Linked DNA regions of Homo sapiens: region 2 is linked to region 1. The links are chromatin loops, found by intact Hi-C in ENCODE. Cell type or tissue: OCI-LY7. All regions are shown on one strand.

Region 1 (5,000 bases):
TTCTGACATCCAATTCAATCTCTTTCCAGTTTCCCAGGTTGCTTCTTGGCTCACATTCACACGATAGACTGATTTGCAAGCTTTGAAAGACCATCCTTAGCCTCTCCAGGCTTTACGCACAACACATCCTGCCAGTTGTCAGATCACAAACCCTTCTACCTTTCCCCTCCTTCCATCAAGGTCATAGGATGAGCGAGGTCATGGCTCCATGCCAGGTCCCCTGCTGCCTCCACACCTCCAGCACCTGTGTTGGTGTGGACATCTGTGGGTTGTCTTCTCCTTGCTGTTTCCCCTCTCCCTTCAAGATGGACCCCGATTGTTTGGCTTCCTGTTTGTGTGACCTGACTACTTTGTTTGCATGTATGATGGATTTGTGTTTGCTGGATTAGTGTCTGATAGCCCTCTGTATTCCCTACAGCTGTGCCACTCAAGTAGTCGTCCTGTGAACTGCTTGCTGCTGGCCTGCAATGATACAAGTAGCCATGCTGCAATGTGAACCGCAAACAGCTTTCTTCGCTCACAACGTTTTGCTCCAAAAAGCTGAACTGAACTAAACAGAATGCTTTCAGACAGGCTTGATTTATATCCTGGCACAAATTCCTTATCTTCCTGTGTTTAAGAAACAGTTCGGGGCCGGGCACGGTGGCTCACACCTGTAATCCCAGCACTCTGAGAGGCCCAGGCAGGCGGATCACTTGAGGTCAGGAGTTTGAGACCAGCCTGGGCAACATGGGGAAACCCCGTCTCTACTGAAAATACAAAAATTAGCCATAGTGTTGTTCATGTGTAGTCTCAGCTACTCAAGGAAGGGCGGGTGCTGAGGTAGGAGGATCACCTGAGCCTGGGAGATTGAGGCTGCACTGAGCCAAGATCGTGTCACTGCACTCCAGCCTAGGTGACACAGTAAGACCCTGTCTCAGGGAAAAAACAACAAACAGTTCAGATACTACCACTGGTGCACAGCCCATACTCCGAGTTCAGCTAAACACGAATGTGCTCAGTAAAAAGTTTGTTGAGTTAAAGGTAATTTCTCCCAAACTTGAGGAACATCATCTCTTGGAAGTTGCCCATTTCTATACCCATGATGGCAGAAGTGGAAAGGCAGAAAGGTTTGTGACCAGACAGCTGTCAGGACACACTCTGCCCTCAGTTTTTGCCAAAACCAAAGAAACAATGATTACATAAATTCTCACAGCTTCCCCTCAGATAACCAACTAACAGACCAGGTGCAAACTGTTGGTAATTACTTCCTCTTTTGTGTTTTGTCTCTACTGAGGCTCAGGCTTCAACCAGGCCACCCTGCCACCTGGGGATGGGTGGAGAGTGTGTGCAGCCATCTGCTCTCTGCCTCGACCACGGCCCTGCAGATGCAGCCTGTGGCATCAAGGTGGAAGGGACCATAGGGAGGGAGTTGAGCAAAGCATCCTACAGGGGCATTGGCTTCACAAGCACACTCTGCTGAAATCCTACAAGTTTGTTTGTGTGGTCCTGTATTTGTATTTAGCTTTATTTTTCTAACTGCAAGAAATAGTTTGACTTAGCGGAAATTCTCTAAACCACAATAACAATCCTCTGCCTACTATGCAACAACGGGTGTAGCTTTGATGTTGTGCAGTAGGACAGTCCTGTGTTTTTCCTGGCTGTGTGACTCTAGGCAAGGAAATTAACCTCTCTGAGACCCAGTTTATGCATCAGTAAAATGGGAATAAGAATAATCCTTATAGTGTTCATGTGAAGGTCAAATGAGATAACTTAGATGAAAGAATGCTCTAACTTAAGTGTTTAAAATGTTTTATGTTTAGATCCATTTCTCTCTATATAATAAATCAATTTTTTAAAGATTATAAAACAGGATCCTTTCTGGATTCATCTTCAGCCCCAAGTTAGGTGCAATTGTTACTTCAATCTCTTCAAGTTTGTTTAGAGAAAATAAATTGTAGTATGAATACTGGCTAGTGTGGCTATTAGAGGCTCTGGTACTTTTACTTATGATATAAGCTGCCTTTCACATCTGTGTGCAGAAAAGTAATATACTCACATAAATACCCAAATGTCCGTGGGTCCCAGCTCACCTGTCACTCCATTCTCAAAGCCTCCCCAGATACCCCTAGCAGAAATTCATTTCACTTGTTAAATTCATATCATTTAAATTCAATGACCATATATTTGAGCATTCTACTCAGGCTGGAGACTGGGCTAGATGCTAAGGATACAAAGATAAGACATGATCTCTTCCTCGAGGGGTTGTGGTCTCTTTTATTGACTGTTACCACAAGTTACTGCCACAAAGCGTGACGAGTGCACTAACAGAAGTATTAGCCAGGGTGAAGGGTGACAGGCAAAAGGAAGTCCTCAACCCAACTGAAGCACGCTTAGCAAAGCTTCACAGAGGTTGTGCCAGTTGGGTTTCGGAGGTGGAGAAGTTCACCATCTGGCGGTGAGAAAACAGCACAAGCAAAGACATGACTGTGTGAGGATGCCTCACGCATCTGGGGACTGCCAGAAGTTTGGAGCACAGGACTCCACAGGAGTGGCCTGAGGTGAAGGGGTAGGTGAGGGTGGGAGGAGAAGGTGAGCGGGGGTCTCTGGCAATTCTCACATTCTATCCTGTGCTTGGCTGTGTCTACCCTCACCTTCCTCACTGGACTGTGAGCTGGCTGGGGGGTCAGGACTTGGGGCTGACATGCTGCCTCCTCGGTGTCAGGCAGGATGCTGGGCACAGAGCAGATGCTAAGACATAAAAATGGCGAGTGCAGACTGAAATGCACATCTGTGATTCCCACATCGGCTTCTCTCCATGTCTCACAACAGTAGAAAAGGCTTCTGCAATACAAATCTGCACCAGACGTGCAGTGGGTTATAATTCAGCCAGTCCCCTAAAAGCCATCCTTACACCTTCCTTCGGTGCTTAACCCACTTTCCAGATGATGCAGCACTGCTGCCTGCACAGGAGAGCTGAAAAGGGGGCCGTTTCTGAAGGCAGGAAGGAGACAGCGCCCAGCCGAAGCTCTGCTGACCTCCCTGACGGGAGGAAAGCTTGTTTTGGAGAAGGGACTTTCCAGTCCAGAGCTGGTGCCACAGGCCCTGCATAAACCAGCATTCCAGGGTTGCCGATCTGCCTTCCCCAGAGTTAGAGCGAGAGTATTCCAGAGGCAAAGCTGTGGCTTAAAAAAAAAGTCATGTTTAATTTAAAAATTAGAAACTGGAGCAGGCTGTGAGCACAGGGGTTGATTGAAACAAAATTTAAATTCCTGTCAAGCCCGTTTAAACACGGGGGCCCTTCATAGACAATTAGCTGCTCCCTGTGAATGCTGAATAAACTCAGGCCTGGTCACTGTGAGAAGAGAGGCGCCTACTGTGAGGCGCTGAAAAAAAAATTAACTAAAATCAGGCTGTATGAAATATTTAGCCTTCCAGTATATCACAGGGGTTTGAAAGTGTAAACAAGACAAAAATCGATTCCTCGGTGCCCTCAAATCAATCCCCCAAAATGGTTAGGGCATCTGTTTCTGCTAAATTTTGTTTACATCGGCAGATTTGCCTTAATTGCAGTTGTTTATCTCTCATTGTCCCTGGGGCCCTAATCTCCCGATTACTAATACTTAACACTCATTTCACATCTAAAGCTACTTCTAATCCTCAACAGGTTTTGGGGGCTCTTAAAATTATTGAAACCGCAGAGGCGGGAGACACTGCCTCTTTGTGAAAGGAACATTTTCTTATCTACTACCAGCTGGGCCCAATCATCACCAGGGATGGCTACAACAAAGGTGCTAAAAGGCTCTTCCACAATGACTGCTGCTCCACTGGGGATTCAGAGGATTAAAAAAGAGCTTTGATGGAAAAATCTGAACAAGAGGCTAAAGCAGTCCAGCCAAATAAAGTTACTGTCATAATCAAATGCTGTCAATCACCATGAAAATCCAATTAAAAATGTTTCAGCACAGCCCTCTTAAGTGGAAAAAATGTACCCTATTTATACAAATTTTTGTCAATGCCACACCAATCCCACAATTAGAAAGTCCTGCTATTAATTGAATCCCCCTCCCCCTCAAATTTAGAAAGAGATGCAGGCCATTCAGAAGCCTTCTGAGGAAGCTAAGACACACACAGGCTAACAATTAAGAGTCAATCGGGTTACATTTGAAAATTCCATTTTCATTTGTGTCAAGGGAACTTTTGCACAAATAAATGAATGGTACCTATTCTCCTACTTCAGAATCAGTGACCATTTATATGAAGAGACCAGAGAAACGGTAAACCACGATACTGGAAAGAAACTAGTCCACACTCCAGCAAATGTCTCTCGGTAGACCAAGGCCTAACGTTTAATTCTAATCTTGAAAATTAAATAGAGGACGGTAGGCCCAAATGTCTCTACTGCCTTTCTGCAGTCTCTAAATGGCCAAGTGAACCTCAAATTATCTGCAGGCAGATTTGGCCCCCCAAATAACTCTGTATCCGAAACCACAAGACTCACAATCCCCAAAGGTCTCTCTCAAAACTGCTACAAATTAAAAAGCAAACAACCCATTAAACAAATCCAGCTGGCACAACTGTAAATAGGAGCTTTCTAATATTTTCCCCAGCTCTTAAAATTCCTGGTTAGACTGGTTAATAATTGATAAGAACTGCATCTATTTATCGGTGTGTACTCACAGGAAAACAACTTTGCTACCTTCAACAGCAATTCCCAAATCCCAGGGACTAGCTTTAGGATCCTTTTATATTTCTCCCACAAACGGCTGAATGTCTCTGATCTTTTTCAACTGAATCCATTATTCCCAAGAGCTGGGGAGTGGGTGGCATGCATCTGATGTGCTGACAGATAAAAACCTTCGGGTCCCCTGTCATCAATCTAACAGGCAAAGATGGTGCTAGCCAGGAGGTCTCCTCTAGGTTTTGGCTCTCTAATAACCTCTGGATGTGGAGTTACTTGCTTGAGGTAAATTCTCAAGTGGTCAGAATGCATACCAAAGATCATATGTGCTGCTGATCAC
Region 2 (5,000 bases), 270 kb before region 1:
TGAAGGTGTTCATTAACATTTTTGTTTAAAAAAGTATTTATTTAGTGACCATCTGCTTGCCTTGTGCTAACGGCTAAATATACATTTTGAAATCAAAGTCCGTGCCCTTCTGTAGTTCTCTAATGGGGAATCAGAGAAGTGAACGAACAAAGATACAATTGCAAATGTTAGTGAGTACCAGAAAGGAGCAAAAGGTCATTGAGAGAGAGAAAGGGTTTGGGAGATGTACTTAATTCTGGGAGGGTTTTATCCACTAAATTGACATTTAAGTAGACTTGATGGAAGGATTATTTCATTCCTTTTCGTCTCTACTGAAAGCCTTCTATATACCTCCTCCCCAACCCCCACTTTTACTAATCAACTTTGCCTCATAACTCATGGAAAAAATGAAAGATATCAGAAATAAACTCCCTTATCTTCTCACCATCAAAACCACCCTTATCTGCATAGTAACATTTGGGTTGCTATGAATGAAGTGTCCCTGCGCCTAGGAAGGCCAGTCCCTTTACCAGTGACCGGATTTTTTTCACGCACATTCCTAAGGATTTTACTCTTACAATTACCTACCCTCCAGCATCGTTAGTTTTTTCCCTCTCAATTGAATTGCTCCTATCAGCATATAAATATATTGAAATTTCTCCCATCTAAAATAAACTTCCTTTGACTCCAAAATCGCCTCTAGGAACTGCCCTATTTTTCTGCTATCTTCATAAATTCTTAGAAAGGTTTTTCAAGATCTCTCCAATAGTGCTTGTTCCTACCTCTCACTTCACATTCACTTCTCAGTCTACCCTGATCGAGCTTTGGCTTCCATCATCTGTATCACTTATCAAGATTACTAATGATCTTGTTTCCAAAGGCAATTGCCAATTCTCTATCCATATCTCAATTGACCTCTCTGTAGAATCGCGAATAATTGACATGGTTCCTTTGATTTGAAACACTTTTCCCCCTGAACTTACCTACACGTCACAGATAGTCCTGTTCCCTCACTGGGCCTCCTTTTTGATATGCTGGTTTCTCCTCTTTGGCTCAATCTTTAAATGTTGGACTGCTCCAGGGCTCGGTCCTTGCATTCTTCTCTATTTTATCACCAGGTGATCTCATCTAACTGGTTGACTTGAAGTCTATATGCTCATGACTTTGAAAATGCTCTCTAGCCTAAACCTCTCCATTGTCAAGAAACAAAAGTAAAACAAATTGAGATTCAAGATCTCATTGGCATTATTGCACTCCTAGAATTGGACAAAACTTCATTCCACAAAATAGAATAAATGTTGCAATGAATCAAGCAGAGGATGTTAACTTTAGAGACAGAAAATAGACTGAAGAAGGCAGAAACAACAAAAAGCAGATTGGTTATATCAAAGTCACTTTTCTTTAAGGTGGAGACGTGGAGACAGAACAGTAGAAAGAAAACTGATTGGTTAACATTGGGTTACTTCAGGTATTCTATTTTAAGGATTAAAACAGGAAATTTCATTATCATGCCTGTTAAAGATTGAAACTTCTGTTTGGAAAATTGGCTATCTCTCTTACCATTTTTTGGAAAACCAGATAACTCAGTTTTGTTTTGGTGAACATGGGTGACACCATTTTGATTTTTAGTCTGATCTGGAGGCCTGATGCAGGAATTTGGTTGAAAACAATGGCATCCCATGATTTTTATTTAACAACCTAGGTGAAATTGTGACTAAGACTGAGGGCATTAGCACTACCCTCATTTAACATCATTCTGTGTTTCCAGTCTCAACACATCATTTATAGATTACAGTGTCCTCATGATTTTGTATTTCTGTCATTGCAGCTGAAGAGAGACCATATGACATTCAACAATTGGCTGTATGCAAATATGTAAAACTTTTTGAGAGAACATAATTGAGAATTGTGACTATCAGGAGGACAATGCCAAGAGTTCGGAGTATGCTTCTTAGCTAGGGTTGCCATAAACCAAACCAACTAAAATCAAATAGATCAAAGAATGAGCCAGATGAGAAATCTACCTGTTTTCACCAAGTAGCCTGCTAACTTTTTGAAACTGAGTCTCTACAATACCAGATTATTTATGTACAACAAGAAGTGACAGCAACAGCACAGATTTCCCCGTTTGGTTAGTACGCAGCAATTCTATCATCTAGCATCTCAGAAATGGGTTAAATTAAAGCAAAGAGTGCTAACTCTACAAAAGAGGCCACTAGTAAAATTTGAACAAACAGTTGCATTAGGGATGTTGCTAAAGTTACCCACTAGGTGGAATAAAAGCTCTCTTGGGTCCTGTAAATGTTTGGGTTTGACCCTTTATCAACTTACCCACAAAAACTACTAATTGTGAAATTTTAACTACAGCATTATCCTGCCAAGTGGAAGAGGTGGGCATAAGCAAGAAAAAATTAAGAAGGGAAGGAGTCTTATCATGGTAGCGAGTCTTATTCTGACAGTCTTGGAAAACGCTGTCCACAACATGATGTCAGCAATTTCTCATCCTGGTTTGCAGTTTAAATGTCTCTGGCTGTGGCATCAGGTGTTCTGCTAAACTCTCTATGTGGCTCCCTCATCAAGCATGGGACTTGTCCCTTGAAATTTATATCGAGTTGTTCAGCTTAGCAGTTTTTGTTCATGGTTGGAGAATTGCAGTCAGATATTGAAGGCAACAAGAACTCAGGATCCAGGCTAGTCTATAGATAGATGATAAAAACTCAAAAACAATGAACAAAGCTGCAATCTAGTAACAGGTGTACTATGGTTTTCTTCAGAAACATAATTTTTCTCTCTACAGTCATTCCCATTTCTACCAAAGATAATCATGGTAAGACCAATTTATTTTTAAAATTAATTTAGTTTCAAACTTGACCTGATTATTTACATAAGTGCGGCAAGAATAACCACATAGGCTTCTTTTAAATTTATTTTGCTGGAAATTGTGACAACAAATCTGGACTTTTAAAAACCTCTTGATGTTAGGAAGTCAAACCAAGGCAGACATCAGACTTTGCCTGCAATATCTAATATCTTGAGGCTTCTGGGCCTGCCTGGAAGTGACTACTTTTATTCACTATAAAGCTGAGAACACTTGAAAATTGGCATTCTATGATTCCATGCACATTTTAAAATATGACATTGCTATATATATATATATTCATATATATATTCATATATATGAATATATATATGAATATATATATTCATATATATGTATATATATGAATATATATGTATATATATATGAATATATATATATACGTATATATATATATGATATGGTTTGGGTCTGTGTCCCCAACCAAATGTCACCTTGAATTGTAATAATCCCCAAGTGTCAAGGGCAGGACTAGGTGGATATAATTGAATCGGCATCAATTCAATTGATAATGAATGAATGAAGGAACAGCACTGGCAGTGGGGTGGGAGGGAATTCCGCCATGCTGTGCTTGTAATAGTGAGTTCTCACGAGATCTGATGGTTTTATAAGGGGCTTCCCCCTTTGCTCGGCAACCATTCTCTCTCCTGCCACCCCGTGAAGAGGTACCTTCCACCATGATTGTAAGTTTCCTGAGGCATTCCCAGTCATGTGGAACTGTGAGTCAATTAAACCTCTTTTCTTTATAAATTACCCAGTCTCAGGTATGTCTTCATAGCAGGGTGAGAACAGATTAATACAATATGACATTGCAGTCAAAGCTTTGGTAATATAACCAATATTTCCAGTTGTATTTTGTTGAAGAGAAGAGCTTCTTATTGAACTTATGCAAATAACCATATTGTCATAAAAATAAGAATCTTCATGAATAGTTTCCAGATTTTGGAGGAATTAGGTAGGAAGGAAAAGCAAATCTTTGAATTTTTGGTTGCAAAAGTATGCCTTACCAAATTGCTGTAAGTTATCAGCAGCTTAAAAGAAAAAAAAAATTCCTTAAATATTGAAAAAGAAAACCTATTAAAAGAGAGCCAGCAAGGTTTCGAATTTTATTTATTTTTCTTTTTTCTTTTTCTTTCTTTTTTTTTTTTTGAGACACAGTCTTGTTCTTTTACCCAGGCTGGAGTGCAGTGGCACAATCTTGGCTCACTGCAACCTCCACCTCCAGGGTTCAAGTGATTCTCTTGCCTCAGCCTCCTAAGTAGCTGGGATTACAGGTGTCCACCACCATGCCCAGCTAATTTTTGTATATTTTGTAGAGACAGGGTTTCATCATTTTGCCCAGGCTGGTCTTGAACTCCTGAGCTCAAGCGATCCACCCACCTTGGCCTCCCAAAGTGCAGGGATTACAAGTGTAAGCCACCATAACTGGCCTCAAATTTTAAAAGCTGTAAAGACATCCTGATTTCTCTTTCATTCACCTCTCAAATGAATCCATCAGCCGGTCCAACTGACTCTAAATCAAAGCCCAAGCCAGTTCATTTCACTGCATCTCCACTACCATCATCCACTGATGCTTATTTTTGGACCCATTCCAAGCTGCCATAGTCTCAAAACTGCTGGTAAAACTGCCTAACTCAAAGGGCCACGTTATGACTTCCATGGCCCTAGGCACTTTTGCTTTCTTGGTTTCTATGCTACAGTAAATGTATATACAGTTGACGCTTGAACAACACGAGTTTGAACTGCGCAGATCCACTCGTAGGTGGCTTTTTTCCCTGCCTGTGACACCTCTGAAACAGCAAGACCAACCCCTGGTCTTTCTCCTCCATCTCAGCCTACTCAATGTGAAGACAAGGATGAAGATCTTTATAATGATCCACATCTGCTTAATGAACAATCTTCCGTATGACTTTTGTAATCACATTTTCTTTTCTCTAGCTTACTCTAAGAATGCAATACATAACACATATAATATACAATGTATGTACTAATTGTTTATGTTATTGGTAAGGCTTCTTGTCAACAGTAAGCTATTAATAATTAAGTTTTTGGGGAGTGAAAGTTATGCGTAAATTTTCTATTGTGTGAAGGGTCAGCTCCCCTAATCCCCTGGTTGTGCAAAGATCAACTGTATTTGGGCTTT

Evidence for each region. Hi-C counts contacts between places; a loop is a spot of excess contacts. Peaks named below come from ENCODE experiments on the same cell type or tissue, not always from the same donor. Only the 100,000 strongest peaks of a DNase experiment are listed, where the experiment ranks them.
Region 2: it touches region 1 in a loop (3-fold over the local background); 2 of 110 quality-filtered maps call a loop at or near these places.

The regions. Positions count from the first base shown.
Region 1 is chr15:67,780,876-67,785,875 of GRCh38, reverse strand. The region is part of intron 21 of MAP2K5 (mitogen-activated protein kinase kinase 5); the gene reads right to left. Among named protein-coding and RNA genes, the nearest start is that of SKOR1, 42 kb to the left of the region's middle. RefSeq lists an enhancer at 3,124-3,959. In OCI-LY7, CTCF peaks have their summits at 1,359 and 2,439; DNase peaks (open chromatin) are centred at 245, 1,305, 2,365, 2,955 and 2 weaker places; H3K4me3 peaks cover 4,427 bases; H3K27ac peaks cover 4,433 bases.
Region 2 is chr15:68,048,687-68,053,686 of GRCh38, reverse strand. No RefSeq gene overlaps it. Among named protein-coding and RNA genes, the nearest start is that of PIAS1, 3.1 kb to the left of the region's middle. In OCI-LY7, a CTCF peak has its summit at 2,255 (motif pointing right); no DNase peak of the experiment used is centred here; H3K4me3 peaks cover 238 bases; H3K27ac peaks cover 379 bases.